Linked DNA regions of Mus musculus: regions 2, 3, 4 and 5 are each linked to region 1. The links are chromatin loops, found by intact Hi-C in ENCODE. Cell type or tissue: heart. All regions are shown on one strand. Links, peaks and the distances in the headings refer to the core of each region. The heading gives the core; the rest is flanking DNA. Region 1 overlaps Gm34799 (a long non-coding RNA gene). Region 2 has its middle 71 kb from the start of Gm34799. Region 3 has its middle 110 kb from the start of Gm34972. Region 4 has its middle 66 kb from the start of Gm34972. Region 5 has its middle 50 kb from the start of Gm34972.

Region 1 (5,887 bases), core at 1,247-5,246:
AACTAAAATGCCCATAATTTAGAGAAAGATTCCTGTGCATTTTTTCCATGTCAGCAGCAACCATGATCCAAATTATAAACTAAAGAATTTAAAAAGCGTCATGTCCAGGCTTTACTGCCCTAACCAATTTCTTGATAGCGTACCCCAAACCATCATGGATGTTTCTCTCAGTAGAATGTCTTTCTTTACTCTCGTATGCAATATTCAGTAGGCTGCACACATTTAATCATGTAAAATCCATAAGAAATTTAAATGCTTTGAAGTTCATATGGCCACACGGAGGCTTATGACTTGGGGCCCTGAGAAGAAATTCCATTTTTGCATGGCAATAAGAGAAAAGATGATGTCGGCTCCAGAGGCTTGGGGCTTCTGTGTGTTACTTCTGGAAACAGAATCCGTCTAGGATATAAAGAAGGCCCTGGGGCCTCTTCCTGTCCCTTCTGTCCTTCCTTTCTTGATCCAGAGACTTCTTTTGCTGTGTGTCCCAGGTGTTCACTGTGAAGGTTCTGAGCCAGAAATGATAAAGCCATAAGAATAAAGGAAGTAGTGGGGTGGGGAGTGGGGTCGGAGGTGGGGAGAATGAAGTCACAAACAAAACTCCAAGGCCTAAGAAAGAGTAAAAATATGGGGTGGGTTTCGAAATGTCACTGAGCACACAAGTCTCAGTTATGTTAAACAGCTAAAATTCATGGTCACACCCCTACACTCTTGCAGAGTGTTCCCAGGAATTTTATTTTTATTTTTTGGTTTTCGAGAGAGGGTTTCTCTGTATAGCCCTGGCTGTCCTGGAACTCACTTTGTAGACCAGGCTGGTTATTTTTAAGAGTCTTAAAATTTAAATGCACAATTACTTTGCTCGTGGAGGAGGTTAACAACCCCCAAATGCCTTTAGCCACATGTTTAAACAAATCCTAATTCATGCTGAGAGACAGAGTTCAAGCAAGACTGAGTGCACAATCCTTACTTAGTCACGTTATTTTGTGTTTTAACAAAGTGCCCTGGACCTGGAGTGTGTAAACCTGTCTAGTCGCTTGGATCTGCCCATCCTAGGCCCCTCTGGGCTTCTCTGAGCTGCGTATGGACCTGATTCCAAGAACCATTTGCCCACGTGACACAGTAGCTCCGCACCCTGAAGCCTTGAGCTGTGTCACTCTGCCACCTCGGAGCCAGGAATGGTGGGTCCTACATGTAGTCACCTGAAGTGTGCCCTCAAATTTTGCCAGCATGTCTGTTGGGCTGATATTTAGAGCACTTTCTATTTGCAATGTGTGAGCTGGACTGACTGTGCGGAACAGTTGCTTGCTTTGAGCCCACAGTTACTACCACGGTGCTGTAAACTTGAAAGACTTATGCTTGGTCGCGTTCCCTCTACTGCACCCCTACCTCCAAGCTGGGTTTGCCCAGCTAGGGACTGGCAAGTGGCAAGCATGCTCTTCACATGAGCTCTGTGGCTATCTCTCCCCTTTATCCAGTGTTGTTATTTGAGTGCCTCGTAATTAGCTGCTAGAAATAGCTCCCATGTGGCCTTGCTTGGGCGAGGTATGCCTGCGGGAGTGAACGTTCCTCTCCTGGCCTCTGTTGAAATCACATTCCCAGGGAAGAGGCGGGGCTGAGAATGAGCCCCAGTGAATGTTGCCCTTGTAGGAGACTGAGTACTTACATTACACAGTGTTCTCTCCACCCTTGACCTCTGCTAGTAGTTCATGGCAAGCACCCAGGGCTCACTCCGAGAATATGAAAAGTCAGTACAAATACAACCCAAGAAAGAGACAATGGCATCTTCACGTAATGTTGATATTTAGTGTGGACAAAGCGATTCACATTCTTAGAATCTTCAGCACAGGATCAACTGGAAACTTGAGCGTAGACTATTTGTTTTATTTATAGACAGAGTTATGGTGTTTCAATAGAGGAATGGCACCCGCCTGACAGCCTCCCCTCATGACTTGCGTCTCGCGCCTGTGTTTTGTGCATTACACGTAAAGCCTCTTAGGGCTGGGAAGGGAATAAGTTGTTCCACTCTCTTGCAAATGTCATCATTCATTAGCCACTTGCACCTGTCTGGTGGCAGTCTCTCTCCCAGTGGGGATGTGAGCCCCTTCTAGAAGCTATCATCCTCTGAAATAAAGCAAGAACGAGAAGCGGCCTGTGTGAACTTTCTACTTTGCAGCTTTGGGCTGGCATGGCTACTTACTTTCTTTCTAATCATTCTTGCTCAGAGTGGTGCCTCCCAAACTCTGAACCAAATATTTTTATTTAGTTACAATTCAAACTGTAAGTAAAGGGCTTTTGATTTTGCAGGGGAGAAAGAGTGGGGGGGTGAAGATAAAAGTATTTGAGGAAAAAGTCATCTAGATCACATGTCTACCAGAATACAGCTTCCTCCAACCACCACCATCACCCTAATTGTAGAAATCGGTTTCGCAAAGTTCAGTCTGTCATCTCAGGAGAACTAATTCATTTCCATTTACCTCTAACTTTACTCTCACGTTTTCTCTTTCCTACATTAGTTTCTTTAATGGAAAACTGGCACTTGTGAGTTATCAACCATTTAGGAAAATCATTAAATCTCTCAGTATTTTTAATGTGAGGCCTATCTTTTGATGTTATTTCATAAAAAATACTCTTTGCTTCCTTGTGTATTACCACACCCACCCCTTTGGATTCGCTTGGTTAGATATAAAATAGCGCACAGGATAAGACCTAATAATAAGATTTTGTCACAGATTATCCTCATGGTAACATTCCTGAACCATGACCACACATTTATGCTGCACTGTCCTAGTGGCCAGGCTATGTGACTGGCTTGTTATTTGTGTAGCCATCTTAACCTTGAACTGTCTTCTAGCATTTCATAGTCTGTGCTGGGGGACAGAGCCCCCTGCTGGAAGTGTTGGGGGCTTGCCTTCGCGCTGGAGCCAAAGACCCCTCCCAAAGACTGGAGTTCAGCAGGCAGCAAGCACAACCAATGTCGTAAAAAGTGTGTGGCTGGCTTCAGTGGACGGTACAAATCAATATAATCTGGATTGTTGGTTCAAAAACATATCCCTTCCTTTTGAAAGCTTTCTGAGAAAGAAAAACATAGGTCCATTTAAACCGATCATCCTTCATTTGGTTCATTAGTGATTCCTAGGAAATTATTCTTTATGTTGATAGTAGTCTTGAATAAAAGGGTTTTCTTATAGGTAAATGCTAGAAATGGTGGATCCAGTATAATGAAGTGTAGCTTTTTAACGTATTTGAGCTTCTCAGGGTTGGCCAAGTGAAACCATTTTCAACTAACACTTTTCTCTCAATTTGTTTGGCTGTGGACTTTTATCTTTTTCCAGTATTCTTTTTTAAAATTACCTGTTGGTGTTTTTTTTTGTTTACTTTTTGTGTGTTCTTGCTTTCTTGATACTTTACATCAGATTTGGAGCCATCCGGGTTTTATGAAGATCATTTCTCCTTAGTGCCCCAGCACATTCTTTAGCAACGTGAAGTTTTGGTAAACATGGCTTAAGAATTGTCCATGTTTTGAGCTCACGGGGAACCAAGTCCTTATTCTGTGTATAGGAGGGCACTGTCACCCAGCTGTGGGGCCCAGCTCCTCCGAGAAAGTCAAGAAGGCACCACTGTGTTCACGATCCTGATGGCTTCCTACTTAAAATGTCTTCTTCCTCGGGGGCTATGGCTAGGCACATAATCACTTTGCAAGCTTGATAACAATAACGGGGAGATTCTCCCTAGAAGGCACGGGAAATGTCACGGGAAGGTGCTATTTCTGCTTGGTTTCTGTTTGAAATATTCGCACAGCTTTGACTGCTCAGATTGTATTTTAGTCTCTAAGCTCCCTTGCCTGACCCAGTCTGGCCATTTCTCTATTGTGGCTTTCTACTTCCTGTATCAATGAAGATGCTTCGATGTATGACCTAGATGTTAGTTCAGAAAGCAAGAATTGACCTGTTCTCTAGTAGCTTTTAGAAGAGAGAGTCCAAGATTGTCCCTCAGCGGGCACGGTTCAATGAGTGTGTCCCCAGCTTTTGTTCTTGCGGGAACCACACAGCTGGCATTCTCTATTGTTTAATTCTGTGAAGCATGGTTAGGGTCAGCACTATTAAGGTCACTCAGAGCCCACAGGGTGGCCTCCCTTACTCCTTCATTCCATAAGGATTCTGGCCTTTAGGAAGCATAAGGCTTCACTCAGAAGATACAACTTACTTCTCAAACCCCCATCTCCTCACTGCCGTAGTCACTGAGACGCAGGAGCAACACCTCTCTGCTGACGCTGGATCCAGGGAGGTCCTCCAGCGCACCACAGGACAGGAGAAGGACAGAGACTCCCAGCAGAACTCCCAGACAAGCCTCCTCTGAAGTCTGTCCCGATTTTTCAGTCTCCCCAGTCAATGTGCATGCTTTCTGCCTGTGGTCCCTGTAGGACAGTGTGATACGCAAATATGGATGAGAGCAAATCTACAAACGTTAGACGTATTAGATGCTTGTTTCTCCCATACTGGAAGCACACCCCATTCTGAAAACAAAACAACTTTCTGTAAAGTTTTTTTGCATGACAAACACTGACCAGAGTTCCACTTACTATTCCCTCGGCAGTTGTGACCACCAGGCTCTCCGGTGCGGTTTAACGGAGTTCCGGCTAGAATTCCTTTCTCCTCACCTCTTCCAGGTACTGAGCTCATACAAACTCTGTTACCGTGGCAACAGTGTGTGAGCCCCGCTGTTAAAGTGTACAGCCTCACTGGGCACTCTAACTTTTTCTTCTGACTCTGGCTGCCTGAATTCTGTCTCACCTGGACCAGAAAAACTGCCCTGAACTCGTAAGGGTCCCTGCAAAAGGCAAATATGTTTTGTCTCCAGCACACCCAGTTCTCTTTACTCTAACCAGAAAGGTGAAAAGTCTCACCTTAGCACATTTGTGAGACTTCCCCTGGGAAACCATTTGGAACCTTCTAGAGTAGTGGTTCTCAAACTTCCTAATGTTGTGGCCCTTTAATACAGCTCCTTGTGCTGTGGTGACCCCAACCATAAAATTATTTTCGTTTCTACTTTATAACTGTGATTTTGCTACTGTTATGGATTGTAACATAAATATCTGTGTTTTCTGGTGGTCTTGGGTGACCCCTATGAAAGGGCTACTCGGCCTCCAAGGGGGCGAGATCCACAGGATGAGAACCACTGCTCTAGCGGGTCTTCCTGAAGTTCCCTCAATGGCTCTAATAAACTCCTACTTCTATGCTGTCCCTGACTGGGCTCCTCCCATTAATTATTGTGTCCCCTCCTTCGGGAACACATGGTCTCCCAGGACCTCTCCCTCACATTTCTGTCTCCCATCAATGGAGGACAGGCTCCCCTCTTTCAGCAAACTGCATTCTTCCTAGGTTTTATAAGCACTTCCCAAATGAAAAACCAGTATTATTTTGACTGGAGTTACAGCCCCACATGCAAGTAAGAGACCTCACTGACAGCCTTTATAATAATGAAATTTCTCAGCTTCATGCAATGTCAAAAAGAAAATCCACATGGCTTGAGACTCCTGTGCAGTCAGACCCAGTCACACATTCTCTGCTGGTGCCCACTGCTAAATGGAGTGTTCTCAATGTCTCTGTGTGTCCGACTCTGTCTCTCTGTGCATGTGTCTCTCTGTCTCTTTGTCTATCCCCAACCCCCACTCTATGACTTTGCTTTATCAGTTGACCTTGGCTTGCTACTCCTTTCTCTCCACTCAGACTGTGGTACTCTGCTGACTACCTTAGAGGAACGGGAAGCATTCTGATTTAGATATCAAGAAGCCTTCACCCCAACTTGTATGCATCCCTCGGCTACAATTGGGGAGGTGGACACTGGGTTTGTTTCCTCTCTTTCTCTTGCCTTCTATTCCCTAGACAGTTTT
Region 2 (5,887 bases), core at 805-4,804, 84 kb before region 1:
GGGATATCAGTCACTTGAGTATTTGCTTAGAGTGTATGAAATTCCAGTTACATTTCCCAGCATGGCAAAAATCAGACCTGCTGGTGCCTGCCTGTGGTTACACACTTGGAAGGTAGAGGCAGGGGGACCAGATGTTCACGGTCATCCTTAGTTACATGGAGAGTTCCAGGCCAGACTGAGATGCATAAGACTCTATGTAGACAGACAGACAGACAGACAGACAGATACATGATTGATAGATAGATACATGATAGATGATAGATAGATGGTAGATAAATGGTAGATAGATGATAGATAGATAGATAGATGGTAGATAGATGATAGATTGTGGGTAGATGGTAAATGGATGGACAATAGATAGATAGATAGATAGATAGATAGATAGATAGATAGATAGATAATAGATAGATGATAGATGAGTCTTTTATCACCTGTCTATAAATTCTTACATGGCTTAGACTGTCACAAGAGTGAATGGGAAGAACCAGGAGCTAACCTGTGCTACAGAAACACTCTGCCTGGCGTGTGTCAGGTGAATGACAAGGCTGTTAACGAATGTGAGTCTCCTGGACATTAGCCCCAATTAGAGTCAATCCCGCTTCTCTTTCAGAGACACGATGAGGGACCTGCTCAGCGAGTGAAGTCGCTTGCTGAGTGAGTGTGACAACCTGGGTTCAATCCCTGGGGCTTGCAAGAGAGAAGCAGCTCTGGACAACTGTCCTCTGACCTCCTCCACATTGCCACATGTCTCCCCCACCAGTAACTAAATTAAAATGTAAGAATTGCCCATGCTGGCTAAATGTTGTGGGCATTCACACTGGCTCCCATGTGCTGTGACAGTGGGTCCCTCCAGATGGACCTTACAGAGAGACATCAAGTGTGGCTTTTTGTATAATGTCGGTTTTTGCTGAGATGTTTCAGAGACACGTGACTTAACAAATGGTAATAAGTTCCTGCCATCCACAGAGCGATGTTCAGCACCTCACTTCTCTTTAGCTGCAGAGAATTCCTGGCCAAATATGATAATTACTTAGTTCTGTGCTTTTAGCTCTGGGTAATTGTCTCTCACTAGAAGCTGAAGGGGCCCCTGCATTCATAGCTTCATCCCATGGCATTTGGGGTGGCTATAGAAAGAAAAGCAACTTCAGTGTAATTATGAGACAATAAATAAATAAACAATAAATAAAGCCAGATCTTGTCATGTGATTTCATTTATTAGGTTGATGTTTCTTTCTGGAGACGCTATAAGTAGAATCAGGTGCCGGGCTGTTACTGAAATGAGAAAATAACACCCCATGATCAATATTGGCAACAGGATCCTGAATGCAGGCAATAAATAAAGAAATAAAGACGGAGCCCTTTAAAGTACAGGTGACATTTTAGAGGGTGCTGCTGCACTTTGCTCTCTGGTAATTTGCTTTTTGTTTTTGTTTTTGTTTTTATTTTTGTTTTTGTTTTTGGTGGTGGCTGTGAGGTCTGATTTACCTCAGGGCTACTGTCTGTGCTGTTCTGTTATTGCTAATGTTATGCCGGGACGAGCAGAGCGTGAAAGGCCATCTTTGTTCTCAGGGACGCAATGATTTCTGTGTCCTTAAAGTGGAAGGAAACCAGCCGCCATTCCTGTTCTGTTTTCGAAGTGTTCAAATGATAAAATAAGCAATGCTGTGTGTTTTGTAGAGATGAAGGCCGGGCTGTGCTGCTGTCGCTCCTGTCCTCTGGTGGGGGTTGGCTCTCTGTAGAGACTTCACTTCCTCCCCGGTTTTGCTCCATTCGAGTCCTTTGTTGGGTGCCTATGACTGGAGTCCCTTTCTTCCCTGTTATCCTTCTCGGGCACACTGGGACACCCTGGTGAACCATGTGTCACTTCTGTTATGGTTTCCATGTCAGCAAAACAAGGCACCTTTGAAGGTCTGCACCCCAAGAGCCTATGTTAGTGGAACCCTTTGCAGTTTTTGAAGTGTGTGCTGTGCCTTATTCTGGTACCCCAGCTCCTGCTGCTGAATAGGCGGAGCTTGTAGCATCTCCATTTCTTCCTCCCCTCTCAAACGAAGCCTCACTATAGTATCATGGATATTTGGGTGTTTATCTCAAATCCTTTCCGAATGCCATAGCATCATTCATTGGGACAACCTTAATGAGGTGGCAATTAGTCATTCATTGGGACCTATTTAATGGGTGGGAAGAGGTGAAGAGAGAGGGGGAAAGAAATGTCAGACTCTGGGAGAGTCAGGAAGGCGGGGATACCTCAGGGATCCCTGAGAGAGCTTTTTGTCAACAAAATGGATCAGCCTTGCAAGCAGTAAAACTTTCAAATGACCTTCATGTCAAAATATTAGGCTGCTTTTTTTTTCTGCTGGATAGCAGTTTAATAAACATAAAAGGCACACATATCATTCAGAGTGGGGCAAAGTTTGCATCAAAAGTGTAGCTCTCCCCTTTTAAGGAAAGACTAATGTTTCTCCATGTGGTGGAGGAAATGACACTCCGCGTCAGGCTTGTGCGGCTGGAGAATAGGTATTTACGACGACTACAGGAGCTTTCTAGCCCTTTCTTCTAGCAAACACTAACCTGTGAATGTGGCCGAATCAGCAGCTGTAAGAGTGAGAGGTCCGGATCTTACATTCGGTACCGGCTGCTTTCCCGAAATTTGCAAGCAATTGGGGGCATTGATAAGAAATGCACAGGCAGAGGTGGAGGGTCTGTGAAGTTAACTTAGTGGGTAATGGGGGAAGGAGTCCTCAAAACTAAGGGCTCATGCATTTTTTTTCTTTGCTGAAATAATTTCTTCTCGAGGTTAAACTTCAGGGAGGAAGACAGGACAGATGTTTGAATTTAAATTGTCTAAAAGGCAGGAAATGTAAATAAATACGTCCCAAAGAATTCCTAGCTTCTCTTCTCTCTGAGTTTTCTTATCAGGGGAACACTGGCTCAGTGGCTAAGAACTGATAAAGCCAGGATCAGGTGTTGGCAGAAATGCAAAGTGGAAGAGCCAGTCTGGGGAACAGAGACAGAGCACTGACAAGTGAGAGACAGAAACCCAGAAGCAGATAACACAGGCCCCTGTAACTGCTCATTGGCTTCCACTGGTGCGGTGGTCACCAGGCAATAAAGATAGTGTACATTAAGAGTGTTTTGTCAAAACAAAAGCATGAGATGGACATCAAGTTTGGCAGTTGCTGCCATAATCAAAAGGTGACACTGCTTTGGCTTCATGGACAGAAGTCAGAATAAGCCTGCTTTGTGCTGTCTTTTTTTTTTTTTTTTCTCTTCTGGATCAAGATAAATTCTTCCCTGTGCCTGGGATTTCAACAAGCCCTGTGTACTGATATGTAAGGCTGACCCTCAGCCTCATAGCCTTCCTCTGCAGCCTGAAGCATCTCGTGATGACACATGTGTGTGACTGGGTTGGGTTTGCTCCTGCTGTCTACAAGTTCCTGAGTGATACTACTCCATTGGTCCCATGACCGAGTGCGCATGTTTGTGGCCATTTTAAGAATTTGTTTCACAATGCCAGGTGCTTAGATACTGTTTGGGTTCTGGCTTCTGGATGGGTGTGGCTAGGAGCTGGTGGAAGGTGGTCAGCTGACTGTTCACAATATCACAACATGAGCCTACGAGAGCATCAATTCTTCAGGATGACCTTGAGGGTTTCATTGGGTGTGTGTGGGGAGGATGCATGCTCAAGGCTGAGGGACAGAGGACAACATTGGTTATCATTCCCCAGGCATACTTTGAGATAGGGTCCCACTGGCCTGGACCTTACCAGCGGGGAGTTGGCAGGCCATCGATACCCAGGTGTCTACCTCCACCTCTTCAGCACTGAGATGACAAGCATGTGCCACATTGCCTAACTTTATTTTCAATGGCTTCTAGGAACCGAACCCAGGTCCTCGTACTTTTATACTAGCACCTTGTTATCTGAACCATTTCGCCTGCCCAGTCTTGCTTTTTAAAGGATGTAATACAATCAGATTTTATCTACTGTCTATTTATAGATTTTAAACAAGGAAGGTCTGTTTCTTTGATCTCCGTGCTAAGGCTCTTTAAAATAGAAAACAACTCAGGACCCAGTGTTAGAAACAAACAAAGAGGCGCTTCTCCCTAGCTCGGTTGGCATTTAAGTTGGGCTTGGTAGGGTGGGGAAACATTACAGAACTTAGTCCAAGACTGGGAGTCTCCCTGGGAAGATGTGACCCTCAAAAAGAACCATAAAGATCTTTGACTTTGGGGGGTACTTAACAACTTGGGAGTAGTCCAGCTTGTAACGGTATCTGTGGCTAGAATTCTTACTAGAACACCCATTTCCCACCGAGCAACCACACTTTTAGCTGCCAACATGCTGTACATCCGGGGGCCAGAGCAACCGAGTGTCTCTCGCAGCTATGGGGATCTATTTTTAGCGCCCAAGTAGTCTCGTCAGCTCTGGACTCTTTGGAGCGGTGTTCAGGCTAGCTCACAGAGAGAACTCCATGGGGCTCTGTGCGCCTGTGTGTAATGGAGTGTCTTTCCCAGACGCCATCCCAGTATCACCAACGGCATCCTGGGCATGACCTTCCGAAAAGCTCACTCACTGCCCCGTGACTCAACTCCTTCCCTGATGAGCAAAGACGTTTTAATAAAGTGAAGTCACCCCCTGTAATTACACGTTCAGCACAACTCTTTTCAAGTTTAGCCAAGCATCCTAGAAGGATCTCTGCTTAAAAACAGTGGACTTGCCCACAGCATGTGATTTTTCATTGGCTCCGTGTGATAAAACTGGGCGAGTCAACTGTTAGCATCCCTGAAAAACAACACGCATGTGTGTTTTGAGGTAGGAGAGGAAAGCTTTCTCTAAGGCACTAAGAGATCAGCTTTAATTACCCTGTATTTTGCCGTATTTACTTGCAGAGCTGAGAGCTGTCTGTACATTTGGCTATTTAGGTCATCCTGTGTCCCAAAAAGGGATTAGAGTCTAGACCTAAGAAACTCCAGGAAGCTGGGAGAGTTTTAAACAAATTCAAGAGAAGATGTAACCCTTTAAAAGAATGCATTTTTTCTACTGTGCCTCTTTATACAAAGTGATCTCTAGTCTGGGTGAGCCAGCGACACCTGTCCTGTCTGATCATTGACAGCCCCATGTCAGGGACTGTCCTGGTTGGTCACCTTGAACTGTCCTTGATCATTGTTGTGATTACTGAACACAGGGCTTTACTGACTCCCTCATCAGAGGCTGAGGCCAACATGGTCCTTGAAATGAGCAGCAATGTGTTGACTTGACCCATCCCTGTCTGGTTGAGATGGTGGTAAATCTAGGTCTATTGCCAGGAGCAACAGGTGGGATAAACTGTCTGGACCTGGGACTGGGGAGGAGAGTTGGCTAGTGGGGACCATTGTTAAAAGTTGGTAAATTGGGCTATTCCTGGTTCATTAATAGGTTGTCAATATATGTTCTAGTCTTGTCAGCAATCAATGCCCAGAATTTACTTAATGTTATATAAAATTACAGAAGCTTTACTCCACAGAAAATAAAGTCCAAGTAAAACTTGGCATATGAACATATGCTTAGGGAATATTCACCCTTGGCCATACTTGATACAGCTGTCAACATTTTTGTTTTAATGAGGTCGGAGTTTGGTTCCAAGGAAATTCCTCTCTGTGAGTCCTGGGATGGTTTGTGGTGATGTCTCTGTATCCAGTTATCCCCAGATCCTAAGTTGGGTAGGCTTGAGTTCAAATCCATTACAGGTACCTGTAGGGCTCTAAGGAAATGACTTGGGCACTCTCTCCATGAGTGCTTCAGGTTTCTCATATATTGAGTAAAGTCGTGTAAGGCTGTTTCAGAAAACTTCTGGGGACAGCAAGGGGCTGCAGCAGTGGAGAAAGGCGATGAATGGGATTCTCTCAGCCT
Region 3 (5,887 bases), core at 1,043-5,042, 150 kb before region 1:
TTTGTAGCAACTTTGATCTGTTATTGTTGACATTAATTTTGCATATAAAAGCACAGAAGAAGAAAGGGAAACAGAAAAGAGAGAGGGAGAAAAAATGACATGTTCCTGAGATTTTCAGGTCTTGGTTATCACTAGCCCACGTGGAAAATTAAATCACGACTTGAGGTGGTCTGACCCTACCCTTGAATGTGGCTTATGGAATCTAAGAATCTGGTTGATGGGTTGAGAGTCTCCATTTTTTTCTCATGCATCTGAGATGAGTTGTATGTGTGTTTCTTAGGGCTGCCAGAGTGAATTGCTCCAGATGAAAATAAGATTCCCCACAATTCTAAAAACTGAAATCCTAAGCTCAAGGTTCTGGCTGGAAGAGACCTTTCTTTCCCTTTAGGACGCCTGGCTTTCAGGAGGCTACCGGCTCGTTGCCATTTCACATGGCTTTATGCGCAAGTGTCTGGGGTCTTTAGCTCTCTATACTCTAGACTTCAAGGAATAACTCAAGTCAGATTCAGTTGGGGTCTGAACCTAAGACCTCAATTTTAACTTGACCATCTCTTTAAGCTTCTTTCTCCAAATAGTTTGATTCTGAGCTACTGGGGGTTGGGGATCCCAGTGCACAAAATTTAGCCTATAGCAACTGCAAAGTCAATATGGACTGTGCCATCTCACTAATGCCTGAGCGTTGTTGAGTCTAAGGAAGTGCACTTTTCCTGACACAGAAGGCTCTTCAGAAGTGCAGGAACTTCAGTGTCAACAGAGAGTCACATCCTGGGGGGTTGGAAATGAGGGCCCTGTGTGCCGCCTTAGGAAGCTGTAGAAAGTGAGTCTCACAAACAGCTGTCTGGTTATGACTTAACGATGAGTGGATGCTAAATTACTGGCTTGTGAAGTCATCTCAGGAAGTTGAACTTGAGATATGCCTTTATTTTAAAAGCTTGGCCATCATTAGTATGACTTGAGAGGAAACTAGAAAATGCTATAAATAGAATCTGCACTACCCTTTGAGCTCAACTTAAAGATGAGGAAGCAGGCTGGAAGTTGCTCTCCAAGCGTCATTTGAGGAAGTCATGTTTACAAAGGGCTGTGACCTCAGTATGTCCGCAGAGAGTCTGACCATTACCTTTATAAGAACCTATTTGGCATCTAGAAAGGAAGGATCCTCAGGAGATTTCATGCCCAGAAAGCATTTGTTCTCAGTGCTCTGGGCTATTCGGGAACGATCTTCACACTTCATAGTTTTCTCCTTAAGAACAAAAAATCTTGAAGGCCAGCGGCTCAAATTATTATGAAAAGCAGTTCCCAGGTGGGATGGTCAGGGCCAGGACCAAGGGCCATGCTTCCTTGATTGCTCTGTCAGCAGGACCAGAATGCAGGCTGCAGTGTGGCTAACGGTGTTATTCTGCCTCCTTATCTGATCATCTCACCGTCATGGGGATAGCTGCAGTCTTAGAGCCCAGCACACTCTGGTAATGTGGTGAGGCAGCTGGGATGAAGGCAGATTTGGAACATCCAATGTTCTACTCATGAACACTGGTGAGAACGAAAGGGACCAGTTTCTTCTCTGAGGCAGGGACCGTAACCCCAAGACTGGCTAGACAGCTGGCTCCTCCTGCCCCCAGAGATTCCAACTGAACTGCTTAGGACAAAGGGCCTTCAAGGGAATTTTTGTAGTTATTTAATTCTGTGGGGAAAACAATCTTTGGTTTTGCTATGTAATCTTTTTCCTTTTATAGGATGACAGCCAAGTTAATCTAACTATGAGATTTTAAAATTTATTAATTTTAAGGTTTTTGGAATGATTTTAAAAAGTAAGTTTGATAAAGAGTAAAGATTTTTAAAACAGTAATCACCTTTTGTGACTTAAGATTTAATCTAGCTTTTTTCAGGGCTCAACAGTGGGCTCCAAGCTCTGCCCGTTTGTACTTGACACCTGGTAGATCTTCCTCTGTTACATCTTTCCTTGCTGTTTTCATGAGAAACCCTGAGCTCTTCCTCTGACATCTTAGTTCTTAAGAGTTGGCATAAGCACAGACCGAACTTTTGATGTGTCTCCAACACTCACTGTTTAGAAAGCCCCGGAGTTCAGTCCTTTAACATCCTTTAAGATATCCCTCAGCTCAGAAATCTGTGGGAACCAATACTTCGTGTTTGTCAGTTGTCTGTTACTGTAACAAGGACCAGTGATAATCAACTTACAAAGAGAAAAGGTTTTTCTTCTTCTTTTGGGCTTTCCCTTAGGATGTTCTAGTCATGACCAGTGGGTTCTTGTGGCTTTACTACTGCAGTGGCTCATCCTGGTGGGAGCCCATGACAGAGCAAAGCTGTTTACCTCATGGCTAGGGCTTGAACTGGAGAAAAGCAAGAGACCAGAGTTCTCTAATCTCTGTCAAGAGAGCACACACTCCTAGGGTGGTTGGTATTGGTTGTCATATTACCTGTGGTGGGAAATATTCCACGTGCTGGGTGATGTGTTTATAAAAAGATAAAGAGGTAGGGGGATATGTTCTATGGAGGTGTGGTGAGGTATGAGGGAAGGGGATGTCTCAGGGGACCTATGTAGAGGCATCCCCCCACCCCCCAGGACCAGCCACAAGACAGTATAGTATAGAATAGAGTTTATTTAGAGCATGGTGAAGGAGGGGGAGTTAGGAGGGTAGTAGAGGCAGAGAAAGGCAGAGAGAGAGAGGGAGGGGGGAGGAGAGAGAGAGAGAGAGAAGAAAGAAAAGTAGAGAGAGAAGAGAAGTAGAGGCCAGCCATGGCCACGAGCACATGGAGAGAGGGGGAAGGGAAGGGAATGGGGAAGGGAAGAGCAAGAGCAGGAGAGAAGCAAGTGATCAAGAGAGCAAGAGGGGGAGAAGGGGTCAAGCAACTTCTTTTAGAGTGGGTCAGGCCTGCCTGTTGTTACCAGGTAACTGTGGGGTGGAGTTTGAATAGAATGCTAACACTGGGGACTTGGACTGGATGGAAAAGAACAGTGAGTTGAGCAGCACTTGTCTCCCTCTGCCTTCTTACTCTGTAAGCACTGTATATAGTTCCCCTAAGCTCTTGCTGACATTGCTTCCTGCCACAAGACTGTATCTTCTAGAACCGTAACCCCAAACCAACCCTTTCTCCCTTAAATTGCTTTTGCTGGAGATCACACCTATACTACGTGGGCCTTTGGGAGTCATTTCAGACCCAGAGCATAGCAACATCCATACAACGCCACTGTTTCTTCCGAGTTATGAATGTTTCATTAAAGGAGCTTGGTCATTCTGGGATTAGTGCTTAGCTCCCTCTGTCCCTCACATGTGGCAAATGCTGCCAGGATTGAATCTCACAGGAGAGGATGTTGTTTGTTTGCGTGTTTGTCTTATTTTAAATTGTTTTGGGCAATGGAAGTTCTGTAGCATTCCCACACTTGACCTCTCTGCAGTGTCTCAGTAGGCAAAGCACTGGGCTGGTCCTGAATTTAAGAGGGTCTGTGAAGTGTCTTCTGAAGTTTCCTCATTTTCTTCTTACTCTGAACTCAATAAACAATTATTTCTGCCATCCTTTCTATCATTTGTCTCCCTCTGAGCTCCATTGAGGCTCAAGGCTGGCCAGACATTATGGAGGTAGTTTCTCTGGGTGATCGCCTGCAGACTATCAGTCTTTCCCTGGGAGGGTCTGCATTCTCTTTACAATCTAAACAACCAAACCGGACTGAAATCTCAGTACTGTTTCTGGCCTATAAACAGCATGCTATCTTTGGTTCACTTCCTGACACCTCCCCGGGCTGTTTGGGTTTTTACAAACATCCTCATGGCTCAGGAAGGGTGGGCTGAATTGTTTAGGAGTTCAAGGAGTTCCGAAGTCTTTCCCTTCAGTCGGTCAGGCTGGATTTTAAATGAGTCAGGCCAGGACGAATGGGCACTCCTAGGGGAGGAGAATGAGAAACCGGGCAACAGCAGAGACGACAATCCTGCCTTCAAGTCCTGTCCAGGGAGCGTCGGTGAAAGCGATTGAGGTTTATTTCTAGCAGGTGTGTTCACAGGCAGCTGTTCAAGGGACTAACATGGGCCAGCTCAGGACAACCTGGGGCCCATTTTGCCTTGCCATGTCTTGTCCAGAAAAGCACAGCTGCAAAGATACTTTACCAGACAGCAGTAGTCACACACGGACTCAAGAATCCGGACAGAGACAAAAGCACATGCATAATCCTCTCAGAGAAGTACAGACCCACCTCTTCCCTCCATTCGTCTTTTCCTTCCCTGTTTAAATGGAAGGGCAAAGAATAAAGCCTCAATGGGCTGTCTTTCTGTTCTTCATCCCTGTGATAATAGCCACTGTGATACTCCGAACAACAAAAAAGGAGCACAGGGCTGAGGCACTGGGCCAAAAGGTCAAAACAGAGTCCCTGATTTGTCCCTGAGAAAAATATGTGACTTTGGGGAGAAATTTTGGAGCAACTGCAGATCCATGTGTGTGCAGTTGGAAACATGTACTACATGGAAACACCCACCTTGAGGCCCACTGGACAAGTGCAGTTCCCACCCGTAGTTGGTTTCGGGAATGCCCAGGTTTCAGCTTTGATGCTCTCTACACTGATAGTAAATTTCCAAACCTAAAATAGATTGTAAACTCACACATTTGCACATATCCACTTCTCTGCCTCATTAATGCATCTGAGTGCTAATGAAATGTTAGCACACGGTGATGTAGACTGAATAGACTTTATTCCCAGGAGTTCACAGTGCTGGGTCGTTAACATGCCTGAGTCCCAGAGCTCTGAAAGGCAGCTTTGAAAATGGTCTAGAATGGTGATGTACTGGCCAAGCTGTGTTTGCTTGCTCTCTTCTGGGTTCTCAAGCTTCTAGAATTGGTTCCACTGTGCATCAGTTTTCATTCTGGTCCAGTAATTTTTATGGCTCACATCGAAACTTCAGCTGAATCTTTGTTTATCAACCACTTCAACTCTTTTTTTTTTTAAAAAAAGATTTATTTATTTAATGTATGTATGAGTATACTGTAGTTGTCTTCAGACACACCAGAAGAGGGCATTGGGTCCCATTATAAATGGTTGTAAGTCACCATGTGGTTGCTGGGAATTGAACTCATGGCCTCTGGAAGAGCAGTCTTAACCAGCCCCACTTCAACTCTTGAGTATAACATCTTTAAAGGAAGATGCTGGGTAACTAGTGTCCAGCAATCTTCCAAGGCACACAGGATGTTCTTGGCCTATGTGAGTGAAATGTACTCTGCTTTTTCTCCTCCCTTGGAGAGCAATGGTTCTTCCACACAACCAAGAGCTTTATAATAGCTGAACTCGAGAGGCAGATGCAGGCAGAACTCCATGAGTTTAAGTCCAGCCAGGACTACATAGTGAGACCTATGCCTCAAAAGAAAAAAAAAAGCCAAGTAGTATAAGTATTTGCTATTGGGCTTTAACACTGGGTCCTTACTAATAACTGGATGAGAATTCTCTCTTATCTCTCTGTTATTTTTTCCTTTAATTCTTTTCCAGGAGATGGTCTTTGTAAAATAGGAATGATGCTTCCTGCATATTGCTCACAAGATAGAACCTATGGAGATTGGGTTGACAACCATCATCTGTCATGCCCCAGAGCTATGGGCCCCTCCGGATAGTATTAGACACATCTCATTGGGAAGTGTTAAGTGGTCCTTGGAGACACATAGACCAATGAGAAGGCAGAAAAGACTCTCCCCCAGTCACATCTTTTCTCTATAAGGAAGATGCCAAAGTACTCCATTTCCTCTAGAGCTGTGCATCTCAACCTTCCTAATACTGCAACCCTTTAACACAGTTCCTCATGTTGTGCTGACCCCCAACCATAAAATTATCTTCACTGCTATTTCAACACCGTGATTTTGCTGTTATGGATTGTAATATAAATTTGTGTTTTCCAAT
Region 4 (5,887 bases), core at 641-4,640, 190 kb before region 1:
TGCCCTGACAGAGGGTGTTACTGAAGTACCGCTGTGCTGATCAGAATGGATGCCAAACAGGGATGCAGTGTTATCCCTCCAGCTTCTCAACAATTAGAAGGGGCCTGGGGCTTTATTCTTGGTCTTTTTCAGTCCAACAAAATCTGTTTAGGTGAGTTTCACCTGCTCTTTCTTCAACAGGTGCATGGACAGGTAGGGAGAGCCATGTCCTAGTTCTGGAGACACTGTACACTTTGCAGCGAGATGAAGAAGAAGCTGTGTACACCCAGTGGCTGTAGGGTTACTGGGGCTGGCCTGGGTTCTGCATAGAGGATCTGGCCTTTGCCTGGAAGCCTTTCTATGAGATGAATGGCTGATCAGGAGGACCCGTAAGAGGGGCTCTAAGTCTCTAGTGGTGTGCTGTTACTCATTCATTGTAAGTGAGACTCACATTCATGCCTGACTTCCTACTTATCATTTTGTGACTGTTTTCTTCAGGAGCCTTGTTAAGTTTTGTAAGATTCAAATTTAGTCATGTCCACATGTCAACCATTTTCTGGGGACAGGGTAAGTTCTATCCTTGTGCTTATGCGGTTTTCCCTGGTCTTATTTCCACATCCTCTTACAGTTGCTACTTCTGAAAGGGGGTGGAGTCACATGTGGTGAATCTTGGCAGCAGGTATGGGAGAGCAGAGGCAGTGGCATCCCGGGGTTGGGGGCAGGTGTGCTGTTGGAACTGAGCTCCAGGAGAACAGCGATCGTGCAGAATTTATGGAGGAGGCATACATAGGCACTCTTCTTTCCCTATTCTGATGCATGGAATCTTGTGCCCCATGCCACATAAATTCACAATAAAGCAAAGCATGGGAGCTCTCAGAAGTGCACATGGATCAGGTGAGCCCCTCTGCTGAAGTAGGGGCTCTGGGATCGGTCTGTCACACGCAGCGATACACACCGTTGCCATGACAAAGAGCTTCTTAGGTGGCAATGTCTGACCCCTCTGCCTTTGTGGCTTCTGCATCTTGTAGCATCTGGCAGGACCACTGTCAATAAAGACCTTATCAATAGTGAGGCGTCAATAGCCACCCATGAGTTTAACTGCAGGGACAAATATTTGTGAATACTGGCCGGCCACGTTCCCATGATCCCCGCCTCGGTCCCGTGAGACAGCTGGGGCTCTTCTCATTTGCAGATGGAGAAACTGAAGCACAGCGTGGTTCAGTGACTTGCCAGGCTGTGTGTAACTAGATCAATTCATTTATTCAACACATTTTAAACTTTATGAGGAAGGAGCTGCCGTGCTGGAAAGAGTTCGAGTCAAGCCTGATTAATTGATGGGCAGTAAACACAGGGCTTGCTTGGGCCTGGGTGCTTCTGCCGTTGAGCTGAACAAGGCCAGCCAAGGGACAGGCTAGGATCAATCTGAATTGGAACGCTGTGAGAATTTGGAATGCAGAACTAAAGTATGTGTGCATATCTGTGTATGTGCCTGCCTGTGTGCATACATATATGCATGTATCTGTACACACGAGCCTGTATATATGTGTATACTTAAATTCTTCTATGTATGCTAATATGCATACATGTTTATGTATATACATGAGTTCCTGTATATGTGTATACATATGTATTTACATGCATGTATGTGTGTATATATGTGTCCAGAGGTGCACACGTGTGAGTGATTGTGTGCTTAGACATATGTGTGAATGAATGACTATGAAGATACATGTGTGCTTGTGTATATATGAGAATTTATGAGTATATGAGTTAGCATGCATGTGTCTTCATGTGTATGTGTGTGCCTACTTATGTTTATGTATATACATGTGTGCCTGTGTGTATGCGTGTGTATGTATGCATGGATATGCTTCTTTCTCTGTATGTAAAGAGGCACATGAGTGTGGGGTGGGTATGTGGGAGCCGGGTGGGGATTCACAAGGTCATCTAACCACATCCTCTCACTGGTGAGTACCCTACAAGAACCCACAGCTTCCCGACTATCACTAAATCTCCTCAGACCTGCTCACTGGCTAGAATAAACAGAGCCCAGGAAGCACCATGACTGAGATGTTTGGCTTCTTCCTTTGACAGCCTGAACTTGAGAGACATGATGGGTAGCACTCTGGCTAGTTGAGAGCAAAGCAGACCAAGGAAAACAATTACTGAGGGTGGGCATCAAGCCCTGGAACCTCCTGGAAGGCCAAGACCTGCTACAAATGCAGTGCATACAGAGCGGGTGGGGGGGGGTCCTCAAAATCAAGTGATAATTTGGAGAAATTGATGCCACTAAGACTATGCTCTGTGCCATCATGGCGCCTGTCAGCAGTACTCAGAGTTATCGCTCTGCACTTTGCTAAGCATATGGAGGGAGCAGATCTTGGCTGGGCTCCAGACATCCAAAAGTTAAATTAATGGGTCCTGCCATGAGGGCTACTAATTAATGGGAGTGAGGGAATGTCCAGCACTGCGTTGTTCCTTCTTCGTTTTTCTTAGAGGGGTTTTCTTCCCAGACCCAACCAAAATGGCGCTGTGTTCAACCTAGTTCTTCGTCCTTTCCCTCTGGGGGTGGGGGACGGGGTGGGGGTGGGGACTGGGGACTGGCCCTAGCTTGCATCTGGTTTGTGGTTCCGGCCCATTGGGCTCATTCGTTTATTCAGCTGACACAGAGGGTGGGTGGCAACAGTGTAATTGCAGGAAAATAGTTGGCATCTTCTCCTGGAGGGTGTTGTGAACCGGTGGATCTTCACTCTGGCAGCAGTGTTTTGAGCTTTGGCTCTGGACTACTTCTGCTCATGCTGCACGCTCAGTCCTGATGAGAAGTTGCAGGGTCTACGCGCAGGCAGCTCACAGGGGTCATTCCAGGCTTCGTGTCCTCTCCCTGTAGACTCCGGGGTCAGCACAGCTCACTATGACAGGAACACTTGAGTGCCCGTGGACTGGAGAGCAGGAGGCTGAGCAAGCTGATGACTTGCTAGTAGTTGTATTTTAATCCTTCCTTGGCTTGCTTCCATTTGGGCAAACAGATGAGGTAATGTGGTTGAGGGAGGACACTTGTACTAGATAGTCTCAGCCTCTGACCTTGCTGTTAGGTCACCCACAAATGGCTGAGGTGCCTATTAACATATCAAAGCTGATGGAGGCCAGCTGTTCCCAAAACACTCAGTACCTGTGGCTCCTCCCACCACTTCTCACCCAGACCACACCCTCAAGCCTCTCCTTCCAAGGGACAGGGCTTCCGCTGCCCTTCCCCATATAACTCAGCCATTGAGGCCATGTCCATCTCTTGGCACCAGGACCTTCTTATGGTCAGCGCTTCTCTGCCTCCCCGGCTCCTTTCGGGGTAGGTTAGTCTGCGGGCCACATCCAGCCTAGGCTCTTTGCTCTTCAGGCTTTCTGACTTCCATCTACAGCAAAATTTCCTCCACACTTAAGGAGGTGGTCATGTCCTCCTTTTGTTTCACTTTTTCATCCATCTGCCTCAGCTACTCCCTCCACACATTTGGAAGACCTATATCCATCCAAACATTAACAAAAGAAACTACCCTATTTTAACAGCTGACCGAGAGGAATGTAAATGGGCCTGCCTATAGGTTGTGCTTGGTAACTGTGCTGGCTTTGTAAAGGAGAGTGTTTCTGAGAAAGGTGGGCTATCTGGTGCCAAATATTTCAAGATATCAAATGTCTATGCTGAACGGGGGGGTGGGGGGGGGAAGGAAAGGACATGACAGCTACTCGGTATGTAGATAAAAGGGAGCAGGGAGCACAGAGATATCTGGGAGAGTCCAGAGAGGACATCACTCTGATCCATGTGAAGAGTGGAGGCAGGGGACAGGGACCAGATGTAGCAGCTGGAAAAGTTACAGGGTCAGGTGGGGGTGGGGTGCATAAGAGGGCGCAAGGTAGGGACTGAAGGATGCTGGGAGATCCTGGCGGCCAGCTCAGCTTTGATATGTTAAATAGGAATCTCACATTTGTCCCAGGGTTTGAGAGTTAACACTAGCACTGGAGGATATCTGGCCAAATCAGAGAGATTCCCGGCAGGACTCTGATCTTCCCAGAAGAATTTGCATACAAAGCAGACAGACACAGAGTGGCACGAAATGAGCTGGTGTAGACACAGCCAGCCCTGGTTATATAGCACACAGCTCTAGAGCAGAGGCTATCCTGTTTCAAAATGGTCTAATTTTCTATTACAAAGCTCTTTAGGTACACTTTGAAAATTAACTATGTGATAAGAAGTTAGTCATTTGATAAAATTTGGAGACATTTTTCTTTGAAAATAAACAACAACAAAAAACTAACAAACCATCTGGTTTCATCTATTCAGAACTTCACTTAAAGACCCCGCCTTCCATTCTCATTGTTAATGGCTGTTTATCTTCTTTGCCTTTGACCTATGCGGTTCTCCCCAGGGTGAGGGGCAGAACTTGAGTTTAGAAAACATATCCTTTGCTGTTACACAAAGAGATTTACATTTCAATACTTTGTGGAAAATGGAGACTGAATGGCTGCTGGTGAAAAAATTGTGTTGGACCCGAGACTTAAGAGAGGATTTTTTTTTTTTTTTGTAGAACATGATTTTAATATTTTCAACTGTTGTTATTCAATAAACAGAATAGTTAAAGATATACTTCATTGTTATGTCTCACTTTTCATTTCTGATTTTATTAACTTGGATACTGTCTCTGTGCCCTCTGGTTAGTCTGGTTAAGGGTTTATCTATCTTGTTGATTTTCTCAAAGAACCGCTCCTGGTTTTGTTGATTCTTTGTATAGTTCTTTTTGTTTCTATTTGGTTTAATTATTTCCTGCCCTCTACTCCTCTGGGGTATATTTGCTTCTTTTTGTTCTAGAGCTTTCAGGTGTGCTGTCAAGTTGCTAGTGTAAGCTCTCTTCAGTTTCTTTTGGGAGGCACTTAGAGCTATGAGTCTTTCTCCTAGCACTGCTTTCATTGTGTCCCATAAAGTTTGGTATGATATGTCTTCATTTTCATTAAATTCTAATAAACCTTTAATTTCTTTCTTTATTTCTTCCTTGACCAAGTTATCATTGAGTAGAGCATTGCTCAGCTTCCATGTGTATGTGTGCTTTCTGTTGTTTTTGTTGGTATTTAAGACCAGCCTTAGTCTGTGGTGATCTGATAGGGTGCATGGGATTATTTCAGTCTTCTTGTATTTGTTGAGGCCTGTTTTGTGACCAATTATAGGGTAAATTTTGGAGAAGGTACTGTGAGGTGCTGAGAAGAAGGTATATTCTTTTGTTTTAGGATGAAACGTTCTATAAATATCTGTTAGATCCATTTGGTTCATGACTTCTGTTAGCTGCACTGTGTCTCTTTAGTTTCTGTTTCCAGGATCTGTCCATTGATGAGAGTGGGGTCTCGAGGTATCCCACTATTATTGTGTGGGGTGTGATGTGTGCCTTGAGCATTAGTAAAGTTCTTTTATGAATGTGGGTGCCCTTGTATTTGGAGCATAGATGTTCAGAATTGAGAGTTCATCTTGGTAGATTTTTCTTTTGATCAGTATGGTGTCCTTCCTTATTTATTTATTTATTTATTTATTTTTGATAACTTTTGGTTGAGAGTTAATTTTATTTGATATTAGAATGGCTACTCCAGCTTGTTTCTTGGGACCATTGCTTGGACAATTGTTTTCTAACCTTTTACTCTGAAGGAGTATCTGCCTTTGTCACTGAGATGCGTTTCCTGTATGCAGCAAAATGCTGGGCTCTGTTTACATTTCCAGTTTGTTAGTTTATGTCTTTTTGGGGGGAATTGAGTCCACTGATGTTAAGAGATATTAAGGAAAAGTGATTGTTACTTCCTGTTATTTTTGTTGTTAGAGGTGGAATTATGTTTGTGTGGCTATCTTCTTTTGGGTTTGTTGAAAGATTATTTTCTTGCT
Region 5 (5,887 bases), core at 760-4,759, 300 kb before region 1:
TCAAAAGGAAACATGTAAAATCTAGGCATCACCCCATGACTACAGTCAGACACCTTACCAGACATTTCTTCTGTTGGATTACTCTTCTGATAATATTCAAGTATGTATGCTACGTATTTGAGCAGTCACCAGGGGGACACTCTCCAGATACTAGCCTGGTGTTTTTGGCCTCCCACCAAGAGCCAAGAACATTTGCAGAAAAGCATTTTGAATGTGCAGAGCCATGTCCATAGCCAAGTACTCTGCTTACATGCATAGGTTCTGTGGGTATGGCCTCTGTACACTCTGTTACACCCTTCTTCAGTAACATCTGAAAGTTGTTTGTAAAACCTAATGGAACCCAAGTAAAACACAATAAGCAGATGATAGTGAAGGAGCCTCAGATCTTCACAGCATGTTTTCTGGATCCCTAGAGATAAAAGACCTCACTATCTTTTTGTCCATAAGAACATATTCTTGGCTTACCAGGGAACTGATAGGTATGCTCCTTTCTATGGTCAGTTTTGTATGCAAACTGAAAGAGACTCCCTCCTTGGGAATACACACAGTGATTGAGGGGGGCTTGCTGAGTTAGCCTTCCCATTGTTTTGAGCAAACATGGAGAATGAATAGTCACATCTGCTATTCATTTGCTATTGTAGTACACAAGTTGCGTCATTGTTTCCACAATAGAATAGACCAAGATGCAGAGCTTAGAAGCTAGCTTGAGTCTTTGAAAGCACCATGCACTTGGTTCAGGGGATGATAATGCACGGAGCAGGATAACACCTATGACCGAACTGTTGTGTTGCTTGGCCAGGAGTCTAGCCCCTTTGAGCATCTCTAAAAAACCACAAACACTCCTTGGAGTGTTGCATAAGGCTTTTGAAGAATTCAGAGAATCACGTTGAAGGGAAGCTAGGAGATTGAAACTAGGGCTGGAGTCCTGGGAAGGCAAAAACCGAGAGAATGAGTAGATTGAATCTTCCTAGCTGGGTGGCTGGAGAAGATGAAAAAGGAGGTGAAGTGGCTGGTGTGAGATATTTTACTTATCATCTCTTACATTCCTGAATTGTCCGTAGTATACTTGCACAGTTAGACAAATGTTGGAAGTGTGTATTTCTCTGAGTAGGTTAGGAAACTTGCAAGAATAGAGCCTTGCAGTTCATTATAGAAGGCCTCCTGGGCTCTGAATAGAAATGATTAGAAGGACTGGAGATTTCTCAATGGTTATGAGTGCTCACTGCTTAGCCCAAGAGTGCCCAAGTTTAGCACCTGAGTCAGGTGGCTCACAGCTAGCTGCCTGTGACTCCAGCTCCAGGGGACCTGACACCATCTTCTGAATGCCCTAGGCACCTGCACTCATATATACACCAACAAAAATAAAACTAAAATATGGGAGGGATAGAGACATGGCTCAAAGGTTCAGTCTTTACTGCTTTTCTGGAGGACTCAGAGTCAGTTCTCAGCACCTACATCGAGATGGCTCACTCACAAATGCCCATAACTCCAGTTCCAAGGGATCTGACACTGGGGTATAAAAGGCATCTGCCAAATGCACAGAAACCCATCCTCACATACATAAATAAAAATTGTAAACCTTTAAGTATTGTTAAGTGACATGACCTCCTTCAGTCTTGGTCATGCCATAAACTTCAAGAACAGATGGACCCAGCTTGATTCTGAAGCCACCCAGGAACCTCAAACAGGCAAACACTCCAAAACCAAATGTACGTTCTTTGGCTAGGTCTGAAAATGAAAGAGGAGCTGAAAGGAGTGATTAAAGAAATTGCTTCCAGCCAACAGATGAAAGTGTTTTAACAAACGGGCCAGCAGAAAGCCCTCTAGCCTGAGCTCTAGAGATGAGCTTTAGAGCCGGTAAGGACAATACAAGGCTTGGTGTTTTCTTGTTTTATTCTCTCTGACTCTGACCCTCCTACTTCCCTCCTATTAAGACCCTGGTAATGATATTAAGCCCATTAGATGCTGTCAAATAATCTCTCAATGCAAAACACCTGAAGGAATCCTAGCTGCAAAGTCTATTTAGTCCTGTAAGGTAGCAGGCAGGAGTCTAGGGTTAGGGTGTGGGCACTGCTGAAAGGAGAAATTTTTAAGAGAACTATGGGAGACAGGGAAAGTGGCAGCATATTGAGTCAAATGGTAAGCTGGTTATCTTCTCACAATGCACAGGAAGCAGCGTTACTAAGGACCCATTCTGCATCTGCACTGGTTTTCTTACACTTTGAATCTCAGTCACCTTAATATGAACAGAAAGTGGTAAGTATGTGGATGGGGATCCATGTCCCTGCGAGTCCTCAAAAGTGCTGCCTCCACAGGGCAGCGCCTGGGACCTGCTCTTGCAGCTGAGCCTTGGAATCTTCCCTTCTGAACTGATTCACAGGATCTCTGATCTCTAAGCCTGACTTCTGCCTATTGTCAGTTAAAGGAAAGAATCGTGTTCAATGCAGAAGTCCTTTAGAGATGAAACAGACAGCTTAGCACAACAAACAATACCAAGAAGAGTCCTTGGAGAGGCAGGCTCTGCAGTTGGACTTGGGATCTATTTGTATGTTCTTTTCTTGAGATTCAAACTTTTGGAAACCAGGAGCCAGATTAGAGTATGAGGTACTTTTCTTTTTCCCTTTTTCTTTTTCTTTTTTTAATTTATAAACACTTTTAAGAATGGCACATTTTTGGGCTGGAGAGATGGCTCAGAGGTTAAGAGCACTGTGTTCTTCCAGAGATCCTGAGTTCAATTCCCAGCAACCACATGGCAACTCACAACCATCTGTAATGAGGTCTGGTGCCCTCTCCTGGCTTGCAGACATAAATGCAGTCAGGATACTGTATACATAATAAATCAATCAAAGGGAGGGAGGGAGGGAGAGAGAGAGAGAGAGAGAGAGAGAGAGAGAGAGAGAGAGAGAGAGAGAGAAAAGAATGGCACATTTTCTTTCTTCTCACACCTGAGGAGAAAGTATTTTCATTGAGGCCTCTTGAGGAGTGGACCCCTGCATGGGCATGCAAGATACCCTACAACCCCAGATTCCCAGATGCCTCCAGGCTAATCCTCCACAGGGATTAGTGCTTCCAAAGTGTTTGATGCTACTACAGTGAGTGCTCAGTGCTTCCCACTGGTGCGCAATGCTCCTACCGTGCTTCATGTTCCCATAGCGCTTAGTGTTCTCAAGGTGCTCAGGCCATCGATAAAGTTGATTGATACTCAATTGTCTTCCAGGAAGTTACTTTGTTGCTTGTTGGGTCAAGCCTCCCAAGTATTGCTCAGAGGTCAGTAGCCTGACGCTATCCTAGGTATGTGCAAATGCCCGGTCTGGTTGGATTTGAGCTGTCATCATTTCTTTTAACTTGTTTCTTTTAATCTATTCAGGTCACGGTGGTGGTTTAGGTCAGAATTCCTGAGGAGCCTCAGGAACAACCTGGCCTGTCCATTGTGTGCAGAATGAGGCTGAGGTGCAGGTTCTGCTGCTGTAAGGGACAGGGCTCTGCTAGCCCAACTCTCATCCCCTGTGTAAGCACAGAGCTACACATTGAACATGGTACAACCCATATCTGTGCCCTTCCTGGGGTTGGCCCATGACACCAGACACGTGTCTTCATCCACACATCTATTTTCATTCCTAGTTATAAATCAAGTTTTCTGTATGGTTTCCTTTGATTTCCATGGGCATTGAGTGTTTGATGAACTCAAGTCTCCAAATCCCTGTCTAGCGTGTCTCATCCTTCAGAGAGCTAAGTAGTCCCTTCACGTGTGTGCGTACATGAGGACTATAGCACACATCCACTTTGCCATTTTCATCCCATTACAGATACTATGATCGTCATATCTAAATGGTGAAAATATCCCCAACTTTCCAGTAAGTTTTATTACAAGAATATCACAACACAACCCTCAAGTACCCACTGAAGTGATACAACTTATCAGACTTCAGGTGACCGGAATGTTCTCTTGTTGAAAAAACAAATAACAAAGGGATGGATCAAAATTAAGGAATACTTTTAGATATACAAAGTTTCCAGTTAACAAGAAAGTATGGAATGGAGGTGAACCACGGGGGCTCCTGGAGACAAGGCAATCTGGTGGCTGTGGACAAAAAATTTTACACCCCGGGAAATGGGCTGTCATAACTCTCCCTTATGTTTATTTAAGGCTGTTTTTGAAGAGTGTATAGATGGTACATCCACACATTTCCTACACATCTTTATATCATCCTAACAAAGAAGACCACAGAAGTCAGGCCTGGTAGCATAGGCCTGGATACCAACTGATTGGAGGCTGAGATAGGAAGAGTCAAGTTTGAGGCCAGCCTGGGCACCAGCATGAGTTTAAGGGCAATCTGGGAAACAGCTAGACTTACTGCAAAATTAAAAGGTAAAGGGGGAAGGGAATAGTGACACGGGCTAGGGATATAGGCCAATAGTTGGCAGCTTGCCTAGCATGCCCGAGGTATTAGGTTCAAACCCCAGTACTGCACACATACAGCATGCTAACAGAAGAACCACAATGCTACTAACAGGACAGATATGAACTTGACATTTGGATCCACTTCCAAGTGTTCTTTTACATCTTTCCTTTTAATTTTAAAAAGTTTACAGTCTTTTATTTTTAATGTGTATTGTGTGGTTATATCTGTGTGTTGTGTGTATCTGGTGTGTGATACGTATTGTATGGTGTATCTGTGTGTTAATGTGTTGTGTGTATCTGTTGTGTGATATGTATTGTGTGGTTGTATCTGTGTGTTGTGTATATCTGTTGTGTGTATGTGTATCTGTGTGTTGGTTTATGCACATGAGTACAAGTGCCCCAAGAGTCCAGAAGAGGGCGTCAGATCCCCTGGGAATGAGATGGTAGGTGGTTGTGGGCTGCCTGATGTTGGTGCTAGAAACTGGACTCATGTCATTGTCTGCAAGACCTGTGCAGCTGCTTCTCCCCAACACACACACACACACACACACACACACACACACACACCTCCTGCCATCTCTTTAGTCTTATTAAAAACTGGAAAGAAGTAAGAAAACACTGCTTCATTTTTTTCATGAGTAAACTAGAAAGATGGAATGTGCAAAAGACTAAAATGAGCCTTTAAAAAAACTTACAAAACCAAATATAACTGGGTGACTTTAGCGGGGTTGGGACATATACATCCCCAGCATTTAAATGTAAGCAATTCTTATAGAACAAGTTTTTTTTTTTTAATTAAAAAAAAAATTCAGCATGTTGGGGAGGTAAACTTTCAGCAACAAAGAGCATGAAAAGAATTTTGTTTCTTTCTGAAGAATACTTCCTAAGTTATACAGAGCATATATGTAGAGAACAATATTTAAGAAATTATTAGGAGCCAGATTTCCCATGTTCTCGTCAAACATTCAGTGTGCACTGCATTATAAGGGGAGAATCATTTTTCTGTTTTAATTGCCAAGGATATGGTCAGATGGTTGGTACCTTGTGTCCCTCAGGCAATGAGAGAACAGAGAGGCCCATGCACATTTTATGTGATGGAAGAGAGAAGAGAAATCCCAATAATCTAGAAGTTATGAATAGGGAGATAGGGAGGAGCCCTCAGATTCTCAGAGGAATGGAGATGGTGCCTAGGAGTTGTTGGGTTCCTACTTCTGCCAACAGGGTATTAGGGTTTTCTTAACTTTAGCTTCCTATGATGTTTTAAAAAATCCTTCTGTCTCATAGCTTGGGCATTCCATAACATAAAGGAGAAGCTAGGACTGAAAAGACTGTTTCACAATAAAGAGCAAGCCTTTAACTGGAATGTGTGGGGGAGCAGATGAGATCCTGTGTTATCGACATGAACGTGGGCATGTGAAGGACCACAGTGCCCCAGACACATGAAAATAGCAAGATGTTCTCCAGGTCTGACTCCACGGCAGGGGA

Evidence for each region. A loop is a pair of places that touch in the nucleus more often than their neighbours do. Peaks named below come from ENCODE experiments on the same cell type or tissue, not always from the same donor. Only the 100,000 strongest peaks of a DNase experiment are listed, where the experiment ranks them.
Region 2: it touches region 1 in a loop (1.9-fold over the local background); 2 of 42 quality-filtered maps call a loop at or near these places.
Region 3: it touches region 1 in a loop (2.2-fold over the local background); 3 of 42 quality-filtered maps call a loop at or near these places.
Region 4: it touches region 1 in a loop (5-fold over the local background); 5 of 42 quality-filtered maps call a loop at or near these places.
Region 5: a loop joins it to region 1, with 2.2 times the contacts of the local background. A loop is called at or near these places in 3 of 42 quality-filtered maps.

Annotation. Positions count from the first base shown.
Region 1 is chr17:9,891,118-9,897,004 of GRCm38, reverse strand. All of the region lies in intron 1 of Gm34799 (a long non-coding RNA gene), which reads left to right. Among named protein-coding and RNA genes, the nearest start is that of Gm34799, 13 kb to the left of the region's middle. In heart, for the core only: CTCF peaks have their summits at 1,580 and 2,885 (motif pointing left); DNase peaks (open chromatin) are centred at 1,544 and 1,974; H3K4me3 peaks cover 246 bases; H3K27ac peaks cover 2,434 bases.
Region 2 is chr17:9,974,724-9,980,610 of GRCm38, reverse strand. No RefSeq gene overlaps it. Among named protein-coding and RNA genes, the nearest start is that of Gm34799, 71 kb to the right of the region's middle. In heart, for the core only: no CTCF peak of the experiment used is centred there; no DNase peak of the experiment used is centred there; H3K4me3 peaks cover 921 bases; H3K27ac peaks cover 3,415 bases.
Region 3 is chr17:10,036,163-10,042,049 of GRCm38, reverse strand. No RefSeq gene overlaps it. Among named protein-coding and RNA genes, the nearest start is that of Gm34972, 110 kb to the left of the region's middle. In heart, for the core only: a CTCF peak has its summit at 3,272; DNase peaks (open chromatin) are centred at 1,439 and 3,859; H3K27ac peaks cover 1,007 bases.
Region 4 is chr17:10,077,209-10,083,095 of GRCm38, reverse strand. No RefSeq gene overlaps it. Among named protein-coding and RNA genes, the nearest start is that of Gm34972, 66 kb to the left of the region's middle. In heart, for the core only: no CTCF peak of the experiment used is centred there; a DNase peak (open chromatin) is centred at 3,015.
Region 5 is chr17:10,193,168-10,199,054 of GRCm38, reverse strand. No RefSeq gene overlaps it. Among named protein-coding and RNA genes, the nearest start is that of Gm34972, 50 kb to the right of the region's middle. In heart, for the core only: a CTCF peak has its summit at 2,753 (motif pointing left); no DNase peak of the experiment used is centred there.